Regions from separate parts of the Homo sapiens genome. Here region 1 is linked to region 2. Evidence: chromatin loops called from intact Hi-C (ENCODE). Cell type or tissue: K562. All regions are shown on one strand.

Region 1 (8,000 bases), 110 kb before region 2:
GTATTATTTTCTGTATCATATATAAATATGAAATATATGTATGTCACATATATGTGACATACATGTTATATATAAGGTAATCCGTCTATGTATTAGTTTTTGCTGCAGTAACAATCAACTGTAAAAATATCAATGACTTATAAAAACAAATGTTTATTTCTTGCTCTTTTTACATAAGGTCTGCAAGAAGTGTGCTGCAGCTCTGCTCTAGACTGCAGGTGGGTGTAGACCTATTCCATGTTTCTTTTAATCTAAGACCCAGAAGGACCTGCTGACTCATGGAAGAGGGCAAAAACACAAAAGTACTGGTAGAAACTTACAATGTCTCTAAAAGCTTCTCACATTCTATTTCCAAAGTTAGTCACATAGCCAAGCCAAAATAAATGAGTCAGGAAGTGTACCCACCTACAAAGAAAGTGGGTAATATAATTATTCACAATTATATCACCAACCACCATAGAGATATTTTTAAAAATTTAATTTCCATTTCTGTTAAAAAACAAACAAACAAACATTTATGGTATACTAGCTGTGTCCCATATATTGTGCTAGTGGCTGGGAATATAAATATGAAAAGTTTTAGATCCTGACCCTAAGGAGCACAAAATATCATAAAATGATATTTTTTAGAATCTCATCAGTCTAATACTGTTGCATCCCAAGCTGTATAATTCATTGAACAAAATTTTCTATAGTTAATACCTGTTATAAAGTACATGTATGTATACATATATCCAGTCTGGGTGACAGAATGAAACTCTCTCTCTCTCTCTGTGTTTCTCTCTCTGTCTTAAATAAATGTTTATTAAGTTGAATTAAAACACATTACATAGATGGGACAAAAATACATTTTAGTTCATATACATATATATACATACATCTATATATGTGTGTGTATGTGTATATATACATATATATAGAGAGATAGATAGATAGATAGACAAATAGATAGATAGATATAGACAGACAGAGAGAGAGAGACTCACTCTGTCACTCAGGCTGGAGTACAGAGGCGCTGTCATGGCTCACTGAAGCCTCGACCTTCCCAGGCACAACCGATCCTCGCATTTCCACCTCCTGAGTAGCTGGGACTACATGCATGCACCACCATGTCTGGTTTATTTATTTATTTATTTTGTATTTTCTAGAGACAGGGTTTCATTATCTTGCTCAGGCTGGCCTCAAGCTCCTGGGCTCAAGCGACTCACACACCTCAGCATCCCAAAGTGTTGGAATTACAGGTGTGAGCCACGGTGCCCAGCCTAAAGTATATATTTTTTTACTAAGTTTTCTAACTTTAATATTTTTGCTTATCTGAAGAAAATTATGTTGCTGAAAAACCATCCAACATTAAAGATGAACAGTCAGTATCCAAGTTAAGAACTGAATAGTCACATTAGCTAGTGCAACTTTTATATATTCCACATTTTCAATTGCTATCTTGTTAGAAGTTTGTGGTCCCATCTGTTAAATATGGCCATATTAAAACTGACATGAAAGAGTCTCCAGTTTGTTATTTTCTGTTTATAACTTTTAGCCTAAATGTTGTTCATAAAATACACTTTCTTACTTAAATTCTTAATGAAAATGTATTTTTAAAAACCCAGAAAGCTGGCAGAACCTTTCTGCTAATTGAAAATGTGGTCAGGTTTTCTATGAACTTTCTGTCTGAAAGCAGCGCTGAGCTTGGAACTGCACATGTGTATTTTTGCACACATGCAAAAACTTTTAGCAAAAAAAAGTTTTAGACAGGTCTTGCATCAAATTACTCAATTTTAAAGGTTGCCATGGAAACAGATTAGCCCTCTGGAAGTGCAAAACCATGCTTGAGTCTAATGCAAAGAACAATCCATAGTATGAAAGAGAAGAACAGCTGGGAGCTGAGGTAGTGTCAGCTGACATGTCAGACAGTAGCCAGACAAAGTGAGCCAGGCACTGTCTGGGAAAAAAGGGGAGTGGGGGCTGGGGACGCAACTGAACACTGGCTACAGAGTGAACAAAATGGCCCAGCTGTTCACTCTCATCATAACTAAGAAAATATAGAGAATTCCAAGGACGAAGATTAAATTTACTAAGAGAATGAATATTTAAAATAAAATGGATTGCCCAAAGCAGCCTCCACCAGATGCTTTTGACTAGAAAGTGCAAGCAGGACTCTTCGTGGTAGGCCCAGTATCCTGGTTGCTAATGTGTTTGGGATATAAAAACTGAGTGTAATCTCTCTCTTCCTGGGATATTGCCCTTCTTGCTTTGTGGCTGTTGGAAAGTTGCTTTCTTCTAGCAAGTTATCATGTAGCACTTCTCTTCTTGCACTGTCCCGAAGGGGAGGGGCAATTCCTAGACTGAGATGGATTCAAGGAGGCCTCTCATGTACATGGTATCGGTAGCATGATTTGGAGGAATGGCCTGGGAGACAAAATGTCTGGAGTCATCTAAGACACTTGTTTTCTCTGAGTTGCAGTTGTTGAGCAAAGGTAAGGCAGTATGTTTCAAATAAGCTGAGGTCAGAAAAGATGTTTTAGGAAACAAACAGGTTGAAAGACACTGTGTTTTTGAATCTTGAGGACTCACAATCTTATCTTGTAAGTCCTCACTTGATGTCATCAAAGGGTTCCTGGAAACAAAGACGTTAAGGGAAATGACGTATAACAAAACCAATTTTACCACAGGCTAATTGCAATAAACAAGATGTAAGTTTCTACAGCATATTTCTCATCACAAGACCTTCACCAAACTTCTAAGTAAAGACGAAAAACACTCTTAATATTAAATATTGCAAGGTGAGATATATAAGCATTTTTAAAAGATTAATAAAAACAAGCAGGATAATTAGTTAATAATATTTTCAATTAATGATCATGAGTTGCCAGAAGTGCCAGAGCCTATCCTGGTAGCTCAGGGTGAGTGGCAGGAACCAACCCTGGACAAGAGGCTATCCCATGGAAGGGCACATTCACACACACACATACACTCGCTCAGATGAGGACCATGTTAGGGACCACATCACATAATATAAACATCTTTGAGATGTCCAAGGAAACCAGAGTACCTGGAGAAATCCCACACAGATGTGGGGAGAACTTGCAAACTCCACATAATAGCCCTGGCTGGGAATCTATTTTTTTTTATAGCAAAACAATGTTGAATAAAATGATGTTATTCAAAGATCTGCTATATGCTAAATTCTCTACGAAATCCCAAAAAGGAGGAAAAGCTGTCAACTACGTTTAATCCAATGTTTCCTTCATTATTTGGCCACAGAAAACTTTTATCACTTAACACTTGTTAAGATTCCACAGTGATGGGACCTTACAGTTCACTTTGGAAAACACTGGAATAACTGTTCCCAAGGACATTTTCAGCTGTGAAATCTGCATTATATTCCATATTTTTCAACTTTGTTGACATAGGGTCAATGCCGGAAGCTCAACCTTGGCTAGCACCTGGAAAGGAAAGATTGACTATCTTTCAAATCATCATTAAAACACAGAGGGTAGCTTCTGTTTCATATATAAAGTATGGTCAAGTAGTAACTACAGGCAAATTATTTTTAAAAGTGGGTGCTCCCCTGGCCTCCAGAGTGTAATTAAAATGCAAGGCAAGTTCTTATCCACAGGCAGCATCAGGATAATGTAGTTTAAAAATAGCATAAAGAACAAACTCTACAATCTCACAGTTTAAAACTTAACTTTATCACTAATTAACTGTGTGCCTTCGGGCAAATAATTTAACCTCTCTAAATCTCAACTCCTTTTTTCTATAAAATAAAGATAACCACAATGTTCACCAACACAATACCTGACAAATAATAAGTGTTCAATAAAGGTTAGAAAAAAAAAATCAGTAAAAGGAAATTAGGAGGGCCTCAGAAAAACCAGGCAACTTCCCTAAACAAAAAAACAAAAACAAACAAGCAAACAAAAAGAATCATCCTTAGGTCAGGCCTTTTAATGACATCCCTATCATTTTAAATTAAGAAGGAATAATATCTAAAGTTAACTGAGTCTAAACACAAAAAAGGGGGTTTCTTTCTTTAGTTGTACCTTCCTGAATACTTAGGTGATACTTTTTCCAAAATACAAATACAAGCATGTCATTTGCCTACTTAAAACCTTGCTGTATCCTAGGAAGCCACTGCCTGCGCAGTGACTCATCCCACACATTTATCTCTACAACACAGCCCTAGCCCTAGCTCCAGGTTGTGGATTTACTTGTGATATTGTAAATGTACCCTGTTGTGTCCTAAGTTGATGTCTTACACTAGTTGCTCCCTTAGCGTGAAACACCCTTACCCTCACTTATCTGTTTGTTCCTTTATTCCACCCCTGGCTCATGTCACCTCCTCTATAAGCCTTCCCTAATCATCCCCCAGTTCCTGACTCACCCAAGTTCCTCCAGAGAGTTGGCTCTGTCCTCTGGGTGCCCTCATAGTTCACTATAGTGTCCCTGGGCTGCACTGAAATGATTTGCTTCCTCACCAACTTCCCAGCTCCAGCATGCTTCGTGCTAGAGACGCCATTTGTCTTTGTGTCCCCAGAGTCTCACAGGGCTCTGGGCAAACATCTGTTAAAGGAAGGCATGAGGATATAGGGAAATGTTTCTGGAAACTGTTTTACCAAACAAACACTGTTGTGGCATGGAAAAGGTATTTTTTCCCACCAAATGTTTTGTTTTGTTTTTTAGCTACATACTAAAACAAACAAACAAACTTGTATACCTCAGGAACCACAAGCAAAATTAGGGTGCAAATCACAAGTAGAAAAAAACAAATCCGCCACAGACATGAGAGTTAGTATCTTTAGCTATCAGAAAAGGCAAATGTAACAAATGCCAATAAATACCTTGCTCACCTTCCTCAAATGATGGGCTTTAGGATAGTGAAGGGTACTGGTTTCAGTTAGAAGGTGGTCTGGCATTCTCAGATAGGACTCTGAGATAGGATCTGGAAACCTGACGGTACATTTCTTTTTTTCTCTTTTATTATTATTTTTAGTTGACACATAATAATTATACACATTTATGGACTACAGTGTGATATTTCAGTATGTGTATACATTGTATAATGATCAAATCAGAGTAATTAACATATCAATCACCTCAAACATGTATCATTTCTTTGTGTTGGACGTTTTAATGTTCTAATAAGGATCATAGTGGAACTTGAGGCTCTAGAGTTGCCTGTGTTTAAATCCAGGTTCCACTTCTTTCCAGCTCTGAAAATGCGAGAAAATTTTTTCACGTCTCTGAGCCTGTTTCTGCTTCTGTGAATAACCATACACACTCCAGTCCTTAGAACAGGGCCAAGCATATAGTAATGTTACCAGTGGAGGTTCTTGACTACGAGTTGTCCAGGTTCTTGGTGTTTTGAACAAAGAATTGAACAAAATGCACAAAAAAAATGAAGGAATGAAGTAATAAAAGCATAGAATTATTGAAACAAAAGTACACTCCACAGACTAGGAGTGGGATTGTGCAAGTGGCTCAAGAGAGCTAGTTACAGAATTTTCTGGGGCTTAAATATCCTTTAGAGGTTTCCCACTGGGTATTTGATTACACCCTACATAAAGGAAGGAGTGGCCCACCACGTCATAATGGTTGTGGGAGACAACCAATCAGAGGCTGAAGTGAAGTTACAAAGTTACACAAGAAGAATTGGCCCTTGACCAGCCTGATTGGTTGCAGGAGGGGACCAATCAGAGGTACCTCCCATTTTTCATCTGCAGCCCAATGCAAAGGTAACTGATCGTTTTGTTACTTGGGTGTGGAGAGGTGGGGTTTTCCTTTTGATTCAGTTCTAGGAATTCAGCGTGAATCAGCCTTAGGTTCCTTGTCTCTGGACCCTATTCTCCTGCCTCAGTAACTGCTTGTTAATTGTTATTGGATCATTTTACTATTATTTGCATCATTACAGTATTTGTTGTTGTGGTTGTTACATAAAGTTATTTAAGTGTGGTGCCTGGAGCAACGTGTTCATTGTGTGACCTTAGCCCAGGGGAATCTCACACTTTTTTATATGTAACAATAGCAGAGAGGAGGGTTGGAGATAACACAAAAGATTAAATACGATAATCTCAAAATGAAATCATTTGTAAACTGTAAAGAGCGATTAAGTCGTTAGTTCGATATTGTTTATCTTATTTAAACTCAATTAAATAAAATTTGGCCCGTTTGAACCTTCCTCCAGGTGTGGCCATTTGGTTGGGGACCAAGTAATATAAATAATGTGAGCTAATTAGAAACTATAATTGTGAAAGAATTTCTGAAACCTTTCGTAGACTAAGTTTTCAGTGTGGAAGCCTACGAATTCTGCAGCCTCAAGACTACTTATTTTCCCAGATGGCATTCCAGATATACCTAAACTTTTGCAAAACCCATCCTCTTTAAGATGATGGGTAATTGAATAAAAAGAATGAAACTGACTCTGCAAATATCTGGTTAATACATTTACTCACTGCTCAGTACTTCAGTAATATAACAGTGAGCAGAAGCAGGTTGAAGGAGTAAGTCCTGAAACTTCATTCACTAGCAAATGGCTGTGACCTTCAGAGAACCACAAATTGGGAGTGAGTCCATGTATAACAAGCCCTTTTTTGGTTTGTTTGTTTTTACTTTCTCTTTCAGTAATGACATGGATCTGGAGAGATTCTCTTAGGAGAGAATCTGGCTAAGTGTCTAGCAGGATGATTGATTAACAAGATGTTTTGTTTTCATCATCTCAGAGATAAGTACAACTATTCTGTCATCTAATCTGCTAACTCCTACATTATCAATACGGTAGTAATAAATTATGAATAAACATAAAATATACAGAGATAGAAACTGCAAATTTATTTCAGAGAGCACAGTTAAGGGACTGATTTTATTATTTACACTGAATTATAAGCACAATTATTTCCTCCAACTATAACCACAGAAAGCACTTTAAATTAGGATGCTTGGGCTGAACAGCCCAGAAAATCTACTAGCCAGAAATTGAGATGAGCCTGTGGATAGAGTTTTAGGTCATGCTTCCAGTTCACATTCCAGCAGAGATAAATGTGAGGCCTGGGCAGCATTTAGGTTTTGAGGTTTTTCACTCTTTGTTTTTTCCTTTGACTTTTAGCAGTAGCTAGCCATGATGAATGACTATCAATTACAATTAGGGTTGCCAGATAAAATATAGGGCTTCACGTTAAACTGATTTTCAGATAAACAATAAATAATCATTTAGTATAATTTGGCACATATACTAAAAATTTGGGTTATACTAAAAAAATTCATTGTTTATCTGAAATTCAAATATAATTAGACCCTCCATATTCTTTTTTAAACAGCTGTATTGAGGTATAATTGATATGCCAAATAACTGGACACATTCAACTTGTGCAATTTGATGAGTTTGGAGATACACATACATCTGTGAAACCATCACCAAAATCAAGGTAATACATATATCCATCACCACTAAAAGTTTCTTCTTTCCCCTTTTTTTGTTATTTTGAATTTTGTGGTAAAAACACTTACCATGAGATGCTATTAAATTTTTACATGTACAATACTGAATTGTCAACTAAGGGCACTATATTGTAGAGTAGATCTCTAGAACTTGTTCATCTTAAAAAACTGAAGCTTCAAACCTATTGAACAACTCCCCATCCCCATCTCTCCCAGGCTCTGGCAACCATCATTATACTCTGTTTCTGTGAATTGGACTATTTTATTTATTTTTTTTTATTTTTTGAGAGTGAGACAAGGTCTCACTTTGTCACCCAGGCTGGCATACAGTGGTGCAATCATGGCTCACTGCAGCCTCAAATTCCTGGGCTCAAGTGATCCTCCTGCCTCAACCTTTCAAGTAGCTGGGGCTACAGGCATAACCCATCATGCCAATTTTTTTTTTTTTTTTTTTTTTGTAGAGATAGGATCTTACTATGTTGCTCAGGCTGATGCTAAACCCCTGGCCTCAAGTGGTTCTCCTGGCTCAGCCTCCCAAAGCACTGGGATTATAGGCATGAGCCACC
Region 2 (8,000 bases):
GAAATGCAGGTGCCAATAGAAGCGTTAGGTCATGGAACGGCTGCTCGGTGGCCTATGTACAGCTCCACTTTCTACATTCAAATGTGTTGCAGTCAACTCTCTCGGTAGCACTGGAATTAAAAAGTATGGTTTTGGTAATAATTTGCTTATTACGAGGGGAGCAACACCTGATATTATGAACGCTTATAAAGAGTTAATCACGACCGCTCTTAGCTTTCACTAAGATCAAAAACTACATCTCACAAACCCCTGGACAATAGGGAGTGAAAAGGAAATGGCATTTAAATCTATAACTCAAAATATCTTTTCTTCTTAGAGAACATAAAATCAATGCTTCATATAAAATCAAAACTACATTTATTCCTTACCAAGGCTGATCGTGCACAGAGGAAACATAGAATTGTATATTTTTGAAATCCCAAATTTCCACCATTCAGGTTATTACTTGGTTAAAGCAGCATGTCTTCAAATGTTCTGTCTTAAAATAAAATGTTATTTTCTCTGGTGAGTCGCCCTTCTATGATTTAACATGTTTTAATGTTGATTTGCCTCTCTGTGACTAACTCATGAGAAAGAAGGGCTGTAAGAGAATGACCATAAAACAGGGAAATCTTATTTCTAGGCAAAGAGGGAAAAGGAAGTAGCTGGACTGAGGCAGGGGAGCAGGCCAAGAAGAAGGGCAGTCAAGTTAGGGCCATTACAGGTTAAGGCTTGAAAGTGGAGAACTGCCTAAGGAAAAGTGGTGTCCATGGGAAGATGGGGTGCAAAACCAAAAAGGTACCCAATTTGTAATACTGCCCAGAGATAACCCTGTTAATGTCTCCATGAAACCTTAAGAAGCTATAAGGAGTAAAATGCACATACAATGTAAGCTACGTCATGATAAATCAGTTAAAAAATGCCCCTATTAAAGTATTTGGCATTGTTCCTGGAAGATAGTGTTGGAAGAGGCAATATGCCATGAGCCCTGAGCCTTGCACTTGTTGCTAGGTGTGCCAACAATGCAAAGCCCTGAAGGCTCTTTGTCAGGGCCATTCTCAGAGTTGTGTCTGCAGCAAGCAACCTTGAAAGATGAAGGAATGTCTCCCTCTGGGACTAAGAGCATACTTATTTACTGTTTGCTACAAAATGGTGAGTGCCTGAGTTCTGGTGTTCCCTGGCTACAGTGAAATCTGGTTATGTGCACAGCATCCATGTGGGTCCTTATCACAATTACCCCTGTGAGATTTTGGGGCCAAGGAGAACTGACACACATGTTGATGCTCATGATGCTTGCTCTACTATGAGTTATAAAATATTCTTTGTCTCTGATTTAGGAATCTTGTCTCTTCTCAGCGTCCATAAAACAGACTAACTTATCACCTAACTAGTGGGGTTAATTCTTAGACTTGATACCTAGGAATTGCTCAAAAAAAGTAGCCATTTTTATTAATGAAAAGTATGCATTTCAACAACTTACTAGAAGAAGATATAATATGAAAGAACTAGGGATGCATCCCAAGATTTGAAATCAAGGGGAAGGTTTTAAAATACAATCATTATGCTATAGTATAGTAAAATTTAATCAAGCAATTAGTGACTAAGGATTATTCCCTCCTACAGGCTGTCCAAAAGGACAAAATCTGGCTAATGTTTAGAGTTAGCTTTATACATAGCTCTTGTACAATTCAAGACTCTCTATGAATCTAAAATTTTGCTTTCTTAATTAATATATACAGATTTCTTGAAATTCTTAGAAATAATAACAAACAGTAAAATGGTTTTCAACACTGTTCTAAGCAACTTATAATTGTTAATAATTCACTATACAGAAGCTCTATAAGTTAGGTACTCGTCTTATTATCCCAATTTTACAAGTCAAGAAACTAAGGCACAAAAAGGTTAAATAACTTGCTCTCAGCACCCAGCTGGTAAATGGCAGAGCAAGGATTTGAACTCAGGTAGTGTGGCTCCAAAGAGTGTGTTCTTGACAAGCACATTGTAAGTCTTTATAGAAAATAACAGTAAATGATGGACAGAAAAAAAAAAACTAACATTTTTGAACACCCCTTGTTGCCAGACATTTTTGCAAAATTATCTCATTATCTTTTTTCTTGCAGGGAAAATATTGTCATCATCATTTTTACAGATAAGGAAACTGGAACTCAGAGAAGATTCATAATTCAGCCAAGGTCACACAAATAGAACATTGGAGAAATACAAATTAGAATTCAGTTTGATTTACTCTAAACCCTGTGTTCTTTCTATGACAAAATAGTGTCTACAGGACACTTGAAGGAAAGGCTATGAACGCAGAAGACAAATTTTCCCAAATAAATATTTTTCTATGTCATTTTTTACTGAAATAGAAATAGAAACAAATAGGAACTGCCCAAGGAGGTAATCTTGTCACTAGAAACTTTCTATATAATTTGAAGGTATAGTTTGTTTGCTTTTTAAATAGTCCTGATTTTTGTATAAAAGAATTACTTTATTTATTTGTCATTTTTTAGGAATTGTGTGCTTTTTAAAAACTCTTATACTTTAGCATCATAAAGTTAGCATTGGACTGGAGGCTAAGACTAACTCTCTACTAAATATCTAAATTATTTTCATATTTTAACCTGTCTGAAGATCATTTAAAATGATAGAGAGGTGGAGCTTGAAGAGATTCCTACAGCAACTTAATTTCTTTGAGGAAGAACTCCTAGAGAGGCAGTTGACCTACCCAAGATTATATGCGAACTTAAAGGCAACAATAAGTCCAGAACCTGGGTTTCTAATAAACAGAAGGGCTAAAACAGCTGATCACTAAGGTCTCACAAGCTGTAAGTTTCTGTACTTTTTTGAATCTGGGAAATTAATTATCACAAAAAGCCTACATACATCATAAAATCCTCAAACTTGCATATTTTTCCTCAACATTTTAAAAGTGTTCTATCTAAAAAAAACTAAGCATAGTACAGTGAACAGTCAGAAATCTTGTACCTAGATTCACCAACTGCAAAGATTACATTTGAGCTCACTTGCTTTTGCTTTATCTGTTTGTATATGAGTGTTTGTGTACATATGTACATGTAGGTGCATATACAGTCAGTTTGCATTACTTGAGGTAGCTATGTTCTATAAAATCACTGCAAACAGTGAACTGGAGAATATCAGGCCATTGATCCAAGGGAAAATACAAGATTTTTTTCTTAAGAGCCTATCATCAAAATATTTTAATTAACCAATCAAGATATAACCTTGTTTCATATGTATTTCCATTTAAAGACATTTTATTTATTATTATTGTTAATTAACTAACCTTGAACTCATAGACACAGCACCATAACTCACGCCTAAATGAACTTTACCTAATGTATGTATTTTTTTTGTAAGGCCCAACACAGCCTTTTGTGCTTAGAAATACTAGACTGAACCAGCAGCATTACTCTTGGAGGCCATTTTAAGCAGCAAAATCAACAACAAAATGCACACATACAAAAAAAGAATGCTAAAAACGTGGCACCACGTACACTGCAAAAAGAACACTAGTTTACAGTGTGAGAGCTGAAACAAGAAGTCAGGGTGTGGCCTCATTTGACCTCAGCTGGGAATGTGTACATCAGAAGACTCCAATTTTTCACCACTCTGAACACGGCTGCAAATGATTATGAAAGCAATATGGGTATTGATCTTACAGTCACAAATAAATTTTAGCGAAGAGGTGAATTTGAAAATACGGAATCTGTAAATAATGAAGCTTAGTTGTATATATAAACCATGTAATTTAAGTAGCAAGCCTCATGACATTTTACACTAAACACATTAAAGATGGTAAAATTTGAGTATATATGAAGCAAAAGTAAAAATAAGTAAATAAAAACATTGTAGAAATGTTTGCAGCCTGAGGATACCCTAATTTCACCTTGTTGGAAATCATATTTGCCTTTTTTAGGCCTACCTGAACTACCAAGCCAAAGCACACCACTCTCAAGTTAATAATCATCCTAACAGAAAGAGCCAACTGGAAAACATTATCTCAGAATATTCCTGGAATTACCAACAAAACAATGAAGTATCTCACTTATCTCCATCTGCCAGTGACCTTTATATGTCAGTTATGGATTTCATCATCTGATCTACAGTATTTCCTTGAGCTAATCTCCAATGAGCATGGAACTGACACTTTTCACAATCACTCTGCTTGTAGCAATGCCGTGGACTGCAATGAACCAGGAAGAAGCTATGCCTGTGCCTCAGCATTGAGCATTATATTTCTATTTGTGCTGAGCGAACAATGTGACCTCATGTCTCAGAAGTTAGGGCCAAAAGCAGGCACAAAAGCATCAGTTTCAGCTTCCAATCAAGGCCATTCTACACGTTTAGTGAGAACTTGATCATTTTTCATCTCACCAAGATTTTGTATCTTCCCCCATCCATCATCGAGTACCTGGTATGCAGGTAACTATTCAAGGGAATGAGATGAAGCATTGATCTTGAGCTAGAAAAACATGTATTACTAAGAGAAAAAGGAGGACTTTGGGATTTTAAAGTACCTAGCTTTACTTTCAATTATTACAAAAGTCATGTAAGTTTTATATGCCTTGTGCTTGGTTTTGCCGGTTTAAAGGAAGTTTCTGAGAGCCACTTGCACCAGAAAAGAAACCTATCTTTGCCCAAAGACTTTTATAAGGAAAAGTACAAACTAACCACCTAGCTGTTGTCTCCTCCAGCTCCATTTCTTACAGATGCTCACATCACACTGTCTGATTTGGACACACTGCAGTTCCCCTCATTTTAGTGGTTGTGACATCCCTAAGCCCTTGCACAGGCTGTGCTCTGCATCTGAAAGGCCTTCCTCTCCCTTCTTAGCTGGCCATTTCCTCGTTGTCTTTCCAGTCCTAGCTCCTGTATCATTTCCTTGGGAAAGACACCCTGGACTATTCCTCAGAGTGAATTAACTTCTCTCCTCTGTTCTTCAGCATTCCAAGCTTTCAGTGCTCCTTTCTGTCACAGCACCCTTCACCCTATTTTGATGTCATTCGTCTACAATTCTGTCACCCACATTAGACTATGAGCCTTTTGAGGCCTTCCAAAGACTATATCTTGTTCATCATTTCATCCTCTGTGGCTGGTGCAGTATCTAATACAGATGAGGGCTCAAGAAATATTTGTTGCATAAAAGATTGAATAAATGAATGAATAAATTTGAATTTTCACTTGCTCTAATAAGAGGTACCATTTGCCCCATTTGAAATGCCTAACCTCTTATTTTATAAATTGGGAATTCCAATAATTAATTCATACATTCAGTTTTTTAATATTTCCTTTTTTTTCTGTCTCCTTAGTTTGCCTCAGTTCCCCTATTTAGGAAAGAGGCCAGAAATTCATTTAAACCAATTTACTTTTAATTATCTGCAAAGTGCGAATTTTTCACAGTGCCATAACCCCCCTGTAGGGAAAAGATGCTCCTAACAAGCACAGCCTCTGAGGTGCACAGAAAGAAAACGTGAGGAAATGACTGCTAATCAGCTCACGAACCTTCATTGCTCCTCAACTGACTTGGAGGAGTGTGCTCCATGCTGACTTCTCCTCCCAGGAGGCCACATATGTCCTCTCTATCCTCTAAGCATCTGAGAGCATGTGTGCCTTTCGGGGGATGTTGACACAGGTCCTAATGAATCAATTTGTCGTGTGGAGGAGTGAGGGAGGTCTGTGTCCCATCAATTGACTTCAGCCACACTTCATCTTTCATGTATTGCAAGTGAGCGGAAACAGACTTTTTTTTTCAATAAAATAAAAAAAAAAAAATGAAGTGCCTTGAACCATTCTGAACAAATTGTCTCACCAGGCTCCAAAGTGCTCAAACATTCAGCTCATTTCTCCTAATTCATAATTAAACCCAAGACCTACCTGGAATGATAAAGAATGATATTTGTATATGCTAAGCCACGTTAGCATGGCAAGAGTAAACAGGGAAATTGGATACAGCAAACTCAGCATTTTAGGTGAATAAACATATGGAATGACTTTTCTGGCCAAGCATTTGGAGCGAAGGGCAGTTAAAAACTCTGGTGACACTTACCTGGTTTCCGGAAACTCTGAGGTGAGAATTAGACGTATTAAGTAAAAAATACATTGTAAAAAATGAGTAAATTAAACCCAACAGAGTGATTCTCTACTATAGGATACTTCATATATATTTTTTACAGAATAGGTTTCAATAGATAATTGACGATAGTGATCATTCACTTTGACCTGCATTTTCAGATGCTGCACAAGGAAACTGGATAAATCCTATTTCATGTGATCCTTACAGTAATTCTACAAAGTAGGTGTTATTATTATTCTCATTTTACAAATGAAGAAACAAACTCAGAAAAGTAATTGACTTGTCCATGATTGAAACCACATGTATTGCTTTGTCATATATTGCATGTACTTTATCAACTTTTTTGAAAATGATTTTACAGTTTCTAAGGATAGGAAGAGATTTTTTCAGGATAGGCAGACACCAAAAGAGCAGGCACATCCCTGGGAGATATAACAGGGATGCAACAACTGAATGCATTAAGATATAGTAAGCGCAACCATTCTCAAAGCATCCACTAACACCTATAAAAGGACCTTTACTTACCACCAGGTACACCTCTGGGTGAGTTCCAACTGCTCATAAAACACCTCTGTATGCATGTTTGCCCATTTCCTGAAGTTTGACATCCTTAACCAGGTAATATTCTTTTTTGTCTTTTGAGACGGAGTTTCGCTCTTGTTGCTCAGGCTGGTATGCAATGGAGTGATCTCGGCTCACTGCAACCTCTGCCTCCTGGGTTTAAGTGATTCTCCTGTCTCAGCTCCCCAATAGCTGGGATTACAGGCATCTGCCACCATGCCCAGCTAATTTTTGTATTTTTAGTAGAGACGGGGTTTCACCATGTTGGCCAGGCTGGTCTGAAACTCCTGACCTCAGGTGATCCACTCACCACGGCCTCCCAAAGGGCTGGGATTACAGGCATAAGCCACCACACCTGGTCCTTAACTAGGTGATTCTTAACCTTCTCACCCTGGAGAAAAAAAGGTAATCTGCGCATTTAAGGATTAACCTGAGTAAGAGTCAGGTGGAGAAAAACAGTATTGGGAAGACCAGTTTTTAAGATGTAAGGCTAACTGTCCTAGACTGGAGAAGTGCCTTTTCAAACCTGCCCTGTTTCTGCCAAGTATCTTGAAAAGAGAAAAAAAAAAAAGGTACATTACCTACTTTTCCACACTCTGACCTCCAAGGCATCTGTTCTGGCCTTAGGTGAGACACTGATCTTTTGTGTGCTCTAACCTCATTTCCATCTGCTGTCTGTTTCTGTGATGAGCTGATCATGAGCTGATGGCTCCCTTCCCACATAGTTTGTTCTGAATTCAAAACACCTACTTTCAATTAAACCTCTTCTACCTCCTGACCTCACCTACCTTCAATTAAATCATCAGAGTATTAACAGATTATTGTTACTTAATGCTGCTTCTGTGCCAGACAACAAGCTGAAATCTTTATATGTATCATAATATTTACATTTTCCAGATCTTAAAATTGAGATATGAGGATGTCAAATGATTTTCCCACGTCACAAAAGTGATAAATTCAGAATTTAAACCACCCCACTTATTCTGTGGCTACAGCTCACACTAGTAACCACTACACCATAACACCTCCCAGTGCAGTTAAATAGAAAGACACCCGAACTTTTTCCCATGCTACAAATTGATGGCTATAATAAAATCATTTTTCCAGCCTGGTGCTGTGGCTCACGCCTGTAATCCCAGCACTTTGGGAGGCCGAGGCGGGCGGGTCACGAGGTCAGGAGATCGAGACCATCCTGGCTAACACGGTGAAATCCCGTCTCTACTAAAAATACAAAAAAAATTAGCCGGGTGTGGTGGCAGGCAACTGTAGTCCCAGCTACTCGGGGAGCTGAGCCAGGAGAATGGCATGAACCCTGGAGATGGAGTTTGCAGTGGGCCGAGATAGCGCCACTGCACTCCAGCCT

Evidence for each region. Hi-C counts contacts between places; a loop is a spot of excess contacts. Peaks named below come from ENCODE experiments on the same cell type or tissue, not always from the same donor. Only the 100,000 strongest peaks of a DNase experiment are listed, where the experiment ranks them.
Region 1: a loop joins it to region 2, with 7 times the contacts of the local background. A loop is called at or near these places in 1 of 110 quality-filtered maps.

What each region holds. Positions count from the first base shown.
Region 1 is chr11:91,788,688-91,796,687 of GRCh38, forward strand. LINC02756 (long intergenic non-protein coding RNA 2756) reads left to right here and starts at 5,635. Exons shown (of 12, transcript NR_187312.1): 1 at 5,635-5,735; 2 at 6,622-6,725; 3 at 7,314-7,421. In K562, a CTCF peak has its summit at 4,421; DNase peaks (open chromatin) are centred at 4,264 and 5,624.
Region 2 is chr11:91,901,474-91,909,473 of GRCh38, forward strand. No RefSeq gene overlaps it. Among named protein-coding and RNA genes, the nearest start is that of LINC02756, 110 kb to the left of the region's middle. In K562, no CTCF peak of the experiment used is centred here; a DNase peak (open chromatin) is centred at 4,158.